Regions from separate parts of the Homo sapiens genome. Here region 2 is linked to region 1. A link is an interaction called in ENCODE POLR2A ChIA-PET data of the cell type or tissue named here. Cell type or tissue: GM12878. All regions are shown on one strand.

Region 1 (4,000 bases):
CACTTCTTAGATTAAGCTAATTTGTAGGTATTTAATTTTATCTGTTGCTATTGTAAATAGAATTACACTTTTAATTTCTTTTTCAGATTGTTTGCTGTTGGCATATGGAGATGCTTTTATAGTGGTGAAAGTGGGTATCCTTTTTATGTTCCAGATCTTAGAGGAAAGTCTTTCAGTTTTTCCCCATTCAGTATGATACTAACTGTGGGTCTGTCATATATAGCTTTTATTATGTTGAGGTGTATTCCTTCTGTACTCAGTTTTTTGATGGTTTTTATCATGAAGGGATGTTGAATTTTATCAAATGCTTTTTCAGCAATGATCATATGGTTTTTGTCCTTCAATCTGTTGGTATTATGTATCACACTGATTGATTTGCATATATTGAACCATCCTTGCATCCCTGGGATAAATTCCACTTGGCCATGATAAAATGATCTTTTAAAATGTGTTGTTGAATTTGGTTCGCTAGTATTTTGTTGAAGATTTTTGCATTAGTGATCATTAAGGATACTGGCCTGTAGTTTGCATTTTTTGGTGTGCCTTTATCTGGTTTTGACATCAGGGTGATAATGGCCTCACGGAATGAATTGGGAAGTATTCCCTTCTCTTCTCTTTTTTAGAACAGTTTGAGTAGGATTGATAGTAATTCTTTAAATGTTTGATAAAATTCGGCCTTGAAGCCATCAGGTTCTGGGGTTTTCTTTGCTAGGAGACTTTTTATTATGGATTTGATGTCATTACTTGTTACTGGTCTGTTCAGGTTTTGGATTTCTTCATGGTTCAATTTTGGTAGGTTGTATGTGTCTAGGAAATCATCTGTTTCTTCTAGGTTTTCAGATGGATTGGCATATCTTTGCTCATAGTGCCCCTAATGATCCTTTGGATTTCTGCAGTGTTGGTTGTAATGTCTCTCTCTTTTTTTTTTTTTTTACATCTCTGATTTTATTCATTTGGGTGTTTTCTCTTTTTTTCTTAGTTCACCTGGCTAAAGACTTGTCAATTTTCTTTCTCTTTTCTAAAAACACACAGTTTTGTTGCTCTCGTATTTTCTTTATTTTGATTTCATTTATTTCTGCTCTGATCTTTATAATTTCTTTTCTTCTACTGACTTTGGGTTTGGTTTGCTCTTGCTTTTCTGGTTCTTTAAAATGCATCATTAGGTTGTTTATTTGAAGTTTTTCTTTTTTGATGCAGGCACTTGGAAGTATAAGCATCTGTCTTAGTACTGCTTTTGCTACATCCTATAGGTTTTGCTATGTTGTTTTTCCATTATCATTTGTTCCAAGAAATTTTTCAGTTTCCTTCTTAATTTCTTCATTGACCCACTGAGCATATGGTTTAATTTGCATACGTTTGTATAGTTTTGAAAATTCTTCTCGTTATTGAGCTCTAGTTTTATTCCATTCTGGCTAGAAAAGATACTTGACATTATTTCAGTTTTTTAAAATGTTTTGAGACTTGTTTTGTGGCCTAATATATAGTCTATCCTTGGGAATGATTCATGTGCTGAGGAGAAAAATGTGTATTCTGCAGCCGTGGGACAAAATGTTCTGTAAATATCTATTAGGTCCATTTTGTCTACAGTGCTGATTAAGTCTGATTTTTCTTTGTTGACTTTCTGTCTAGATGATCTGTCCAGTGCTGAAACTGGGATGTTGAAGTCTCCAGCTATTATTGTATTGGGATCTATCTTTCTCTTTAGCTCAACAATATTTGCTGTATATATCTGGGTGCTCCAGTTTTGGCTGCACATATATTTATGTTATATCCTCTTGCTGAATTGACCCTTTATCATTATATTATGACCTTCATTGTCTCTTTATAGTTTTTGTTTTGAAATCTATTTTGTCTGTATAGCTGCTCATGCTTTTTAGCTGGTATTCTTTGCACACATATCTTACAATGTAAAAAAAAAAACTTCTCTGAGCAAAAGCAATTTGACACTTCATAACGTCTAGAAATATTTTTTCAAATGTGATGTATGAATAGGAAGTAGCATACAAAAACAAATTACTGTGCTATCCCTCCCCCAAGAATACATATTCTCTCTTCACACCACGTGGCTGCTGCTGGGGCATGGGGGAGGGGTGGCATTGGCAGTTCAAGACTGTCCTACCCTCTTCAGTGACTCTTTTAGCAATATGAAGTTAAAAACCAGGTACTGTTACCACTCACCTGATGTTTAATTCTCATGAAGATGCTTTTTTGTGTAGATAGTTGTCAAATGTGATGTTCCTGCAGGGAGGACAATTGGTGGAGGCTTCTATTTGGCCAACTTGCTCCTCCTCATTTGTAAATATTTCAGTGGGTACCTGTGATTTGCTTTGAAGTACAGTAATTGGAGAAAGGGTAATGAGAGTTAACAAATACGGCTAAAGTGGAAACGTGGTCAGTCTTGAGCTGATTATTGTTGAAGCTGAATGAGGGATTTATAAAGGTCTGTTATGCTTTTCTTTCTAAGAGTTTGCTTGAAATCTTTTATACTTTAAAGTTGAGAAAACCAACAATGATACCAGCTCAGTACAGTACTCACACAGTGAAGGTTTGTTACTTTAGCTGGCATTCTTTGCAGACATACCTTATAATGTAAAGAGAAAACTTTTCTAAGCAAAAGCAATTTGACACTTTGCGACTTCTAGATACAATTTTTCAAATGTGATGGATGAATAGGAAGTAGCAAACAAAAGCAGATGATGAGGAAATACCGTTTAAGATGTCACTTTAAAATACTGTACTGTGTTACCATAAGTAGAGTGCATTTCTAGATCCTTACTACATTTTACACATCTTTTCTGATTATGTTTCTTCTTTTTATACTTTTAGGTATACACATTAGCTGAGTACTAGGAATTTTAAATGCATGCTATTTAGTTTTGAACGTTCAAGTACTTAGTTGAACTTAAGTTATGAAATTGTAAAGGAATGGTGTCTACCAGTGACATTACATTAAAGCTTTTCATAATCGAGTTGTGGTAAGTTGTTTTATTTTAAATTTCTACCGTAGGAACAGAATGGTTCTGTAAAAGTTATTTTTCTTACTGTGATATAATTAAAAAATATGACCATACTTTTGCATAAAGAATTGATAGACTATTTCTCTTACGGAGCATATATGCATGCAAAATTGACTAAAGAGGACTCATTTAAAACATTTCTAAGGGGAAATTTGAGTTAACACAAGGGTGAATATATTTTAAGCCAGTTTATATTTTAAACCACTCAATAATGTGGTTTTGAAAAGTGACTTTTTAGAATATGTATGTATATGTCTACACACACACACATACGCACACATGCAAATGATGTGTTTACCCTGCTAAGCAGTTAGATTGGTAACTATGAGGTAGCAGCTTCTGTATCTTGTTACCTTGTTAGGTCAGTAAAGCAAGTGAGGGGGCACTTTATTAGTTTGTGGACCATTCTTGAAGCTGGTGACGCTGCAAAGGGTCCAAGGCTTGCCCTCTCTGCTAGTCTAGATCACTGTTTCTGAGACTGTAATGTATGTGTAAATCACCTGGAGGTCTTGTTAAAAGTGTAGACCTTGTTTTAGAGATCTGGGATGGGGCCTAAGATTCTAACAAGCTCCTTAGGTGATGCCAATGTAGGTTTGAGGACCTCTCTTTTTTTTAATTTTTATTTTTTTGAACTAGGGGCTTGCTTTGTTGCCTAGGCTGGTCTCCAACTCTTCCGTTCAAGTGATCCTCCCACTTCAGCTTCCTGAGTAACTGGGATTATAGGAGAACGTGCCCAGTTAAGGACCAGCTCTTTGAATAGCAAAGGACAAGCTTATCATAGTTGTGATTTAGAATTTAAAACCTCAGATAAACTATGGTTATAGGTAATATATTTATACTAACTTTAAAAAATATCAAATTTTATTATTATTATTTTTTGGATTTAAAAAATGTTTCTGGCCAGGCGTGGTGGCTCTCACCTGTAATCCCAGCAGTTCTGGGGAGGCCAAGGTGGGAGGATCGCTTCAGTCCAGGAGTTCAAC
Region 2 (4,000 bases), 260 kb after region 1:
TTTGATTTGACTCCACCTTCAAGCTGGAAGCCTAACCCTCTATGGGAGTCACTAAGATGGAGCCAATGGCAAACTGAAGTGGACCAGCACTTACTTACTTCTTTAAGACAGAACTTTGCGGTGTATTCTTGGTTGTTCCTTCTCTCTAATCCCTTTTCCCGTTAGCTGGTCTCTTCTCTCTGCATTTCCAGCCTCCTGATTTTTCTGCTGCTGTTTCTCTTCTCTTTTCTTATCCTTATGGTTCACGTGCTGCTCTCCTCCTTAACTTCATTTAACCTTGCTTGCACTCAGTAAAATATTTAAAAACAAACAGAAGGACTTCCAAGCCATATTTTTTATTTTTTAAGAGTAGCTTTATTTATTATTATCTCTATAACCATATGACTCAGCCTGTACTGTCTGTTAGACCAATATATAATCTTGGAATATCCCTTTTCACTTCATGTGCCAAGTTGGTGGCTCCTGTTCTTCTGGTATGCCAGGGCAAGAATGGCCCCATCAGCTCTCAAAAGAGGTACATAGTAGCAACTCTGAAAATGTGGCTGAACACTGTGAGTAATGTTGTAGTTCTTGCCAGTCTCAGCCAGTACCTACCTTCTTAATAAATGGCCTCTTTCCCCAGCTAAACTGTTTCTTTTTTTAACCTACTTTGGAAAATATATTAAAGTCCTATACTTTGTAAGCAGCACTGCCAAAGCAGTATCATGCACATAGCATAATAATCTCATTTTGATGTTCTAAAGTTCTTTCTTTGTCCTTTGTAATGGATGGCAAGGTTTTAAATGAAAACACTGGAGTTGCTCCATAGCATGAGATGGTTTTTTATTGTTTTGCTCTAAGCTGTTGCCCTGATCTCTACTACATTTATGCCTGATTTCTCTAAGTCATAGTGACATGCCCTTGCATGCATCTTTTCAGCAAACCTTATGATGCCTATTGCTAGACTTATCAGTGTCAGGTCATGAGAACAATGCAAGGTTATACCTTGCCATGTTAAAGAAAATTAAGTCAAAGGACCTAAGTTATACTGAGTTTTGAAGCTGTCAAGAAAGCCAGAGCCTTGGCCCAGCTCTCTCACTAACTAGCTAGTGACCTTGGATAAATCGGTGCCCTCATTTGTGAATTAAAGATTGTACTTCTGACCCTATCTTGCAGCATTATTGTGAGGAAAAAATGGTATGTGTGGACCTCTGTAAACACTTTGAAGGCTATGAGTATCATTACGTGGAATGTTATTGAACTGAAAGTCCATATTAGCTGTGTTAGGTGTGATGACCTCGCCTTTGAGATGTCTAAAAAAGGAATTTCAACCGGGCGCGGTGGCTCACACCTGTAATCCCGGCACTTTGGAAGGCTGAGGTGGGTGGATCACCTGAGGTCAGGAGTTTGAGACCAGCCTGGCCAACATGGTGAAACCCTGTGTCTTCTAAAAATACACTAATTAGCTGAGCGTGGTGGGAGGTACTGGTAATCCCAGCTACTCAGGAGGCTAAGGCAGGAGAATCGCTTAAACCTAGGAGGCGCAGGCTGTAGTAAGACGAGATCGCACCATTGCACTCCAGCCTGGGTAACAGAGAGAGACTCCATCTCAAAAAAAAAAAAAAAGCAATTTCATTCTCAGCATAAAATCTTTAGATAACTCCTTTATAGTTTGTTAAGTTTGGAGTTTCAAATGTGGTGGAATTTACTTTCTATAAAAAAACTAGTAGGAAGAATGAATTATAACTCAAACTTGATTTAATGATTTTAATTTGCTTTAGGCTCCTATTTTTATAATCTAGATAACTATTGAGGATTATCTTCTGTCATCTATAAAATGAATTATGAGTCTGCCTCTTTATTCCCAGCACCTATAATGTACAAACTGTATTCCCCTATGCAACCCCATGTGGCCAAAGGGCTCCCCGTGAAATTGCCTTATTTCAAGCCCAAGCCTCTTTTAACCTTGACTGCTATCCCCACTGTTCCTTTGCTTTTACTCTGTATAAATCTCAGGCATAAGAGACAACTTAAAATATGTCAGGATATTATATTAGATAACAAAACTCCTAGAGGTCAAAGACTATGTTGTCCAGAGAGTTTTGTTATCGCAAACTCCTGGAGGTCAGAGACTATGTCTAGTTAAGATGGGAGTGAAACTCAACTTTTTCACTTCTGCTTCTGGCCATGAAGAATAACAGGAGCCAGATTTACACTCCTACCTTAGACTACCTTTCTAGTTAGAAAACTAGACATTCCCTGAGAGGAGAAACAGATGAAGTAAGCCCTACAATTGTCCCCAGCTTACTGCCTAGAAGCAGTTTCCAGGATACTGTACAAGGAGAAAGAAACCAAAGAGAGAGGCCAGCAGTGTCACTGAGTTGAGGAGACAGAGATAGGAGTTTGGGAAGATCAAGATGGCTAGCATTTGTGGGGCAGAAACCCAGAGAAGAGGGATTGTACAGAGAGAATGCCCTAGAAATCTGAAGAGAGATCCCCTTGAGCCTTTGGTTAAGTTTGCATATAATCATCAAAAGATCCTGCCTTATTAGTAGGGATGAATTACTCTAAAGACTACATTGCATCTGCTCTAACAGTTTAAAAGCAAGTTTTGAAAGTATCATACTGTTCCTAAATAACTTAACTCCCTGTTAGAGTAAAATGCAACATTCTTTGGAATAAGGTACAACATTCTTTATGGAAATACAACAAATTCCAACACTCAACAACATAAAAATTGCAGTGTTCAACATTCCATAAAATATTACCACGGACTTAAAAGGCAAGAAAAGAGAATTCATAACCAGTTGAAAAATAAATAAAAATGGAAAAGACTAAAACATTTTTGTTTATAAAAGGGCAACCTTTTAAGTTAATTACTAAAGCATTATAACTTTGGTAAGTATTCTCAAATTGATTTAGTTCTTAACTTCATGAAATGTGAATGCTTTAAGAATTGACCAGCATGTCTTTTGCTTAGTTAAAACCAGAATATTAAACTGAAGAGAAACTTATGTTGGCTCTATATTAGTAGAAACATGCAAACAGCTATACTATTCAAACTTGCTAGTAACTTGGGGCTACTATCATTACTGTTACTGTAGGACTTACATGGCTGGCCATTTACAATCTAAAGAAATGTGAGTGGGAAGTAAGAGAATCACAGAAACAATATGTTGCCTCATTGGATCTTTGAGAAGGTGTGGTTAGAAAGAATGGGGGCAGCTGGAAGAGGATTATCCTGGAGTAGAGGACAAAGAAATGTGGGGATGAGAGAGTAAAAAGGATGACTGACTAGAGGGCCTTGCATGGTGGGAGATGACGATAGGGATGTAAAGCATGGTTTGCTGTAGCTGGTCCCAGGCTCGGCTAGGGCCTCGTATAAGGGTGTGTGCTACGGACTGAACTGTGTTCTCCCCAAAATTAATATGTTGAAGCCCTAACTCCTAATGTGACTATATTTGGAGATAGGGCTTATAAAGAGGTAATCAAAGTTAAACTAGGTCATAAGGGTGGAACCCTGATCCAATGGGATTCATGTCCCTTTAAGGAGAGACACCAGAGAACTCTGTCTTTCTGCCTTGTGAGGACACATCCAGAAGGCAGCCATCTATAAGCCCCCAAGAGTCCTCGTCAGAAACCACATCAGCCAGCACCATGATCTTTGAGTTCCCAGCCTCCAGAACTGAGAGAAATAAATTTCTGCTTTTTAAGCCACCCAGTCTATGGTTTGTTGTATGGCCACCCGGGCAGACTAATACAGGTGTATTAAAGTTTTAGTCAGCAGCCAGGCTTGGTGGCACCCCCCTGTAGTCCTAGCTACTCGGAGGCCAAGGTAGAAAGATCACTGGAGCCCAGGGGTTCGAGGTTGCACTGGGCCAAGATCAGGACACTGCACTCCAGCCTAAGCAACAGAGAGAGACCCCTTCTCTAAAAAATAAAGTTTCAGTCAGAATGTCAATAAAAATATTCTGCATCATGTACCAATTCCCAGGGGACTGAGGGTGTTGAGTAGATCTGG

The links. ChIA-PET counts read pairs that join two places held together with the same protein. Peaks named below come from ENCODE experiments on the same cell type or tissue, not always from the same donor. Only the 100,000 strongest peaks of a DNase experiment are listed, where the experiment ranks them.
Region 2: POLR2A ChIA-PET joins it to region 1 with 5 read pairs; 2 of 35 experiments call an interaction of 5 or more read pairs at or near these places.

The regions. Positions count from the first base shown.
Region 1 is chr3:23,286,856-23,290,855 of GRCh38, forward strand. All of the region lies in intron 3 of UBE2E2 (ubiquitin conjugating enzyme E2 E2), which reads left to right. Among named protein-coding and RNA genes, the nearest start is that of UBE2E2, 86 kb to the left of the region's middle. In GM12878, no CTCF peak of the experiment used is centred here; no DNase peak of the experiment used is centred here.
Region 2 is chr3:23,548,443-23,552,442 of GRCh38, forward strand. All of the region lies in intron 5 of UBE2E2 (ubiquitin conjugating enzyme E2 E2), which reads left to right. Among named protein-coding and RNA genes, the nearest start is that of UBE2E1, 260 kb to the right of the region's middle. In GM12878, no CTCF peak of the experiment used is centred here; a DNase peak (open chromatin) is centred at 2,159.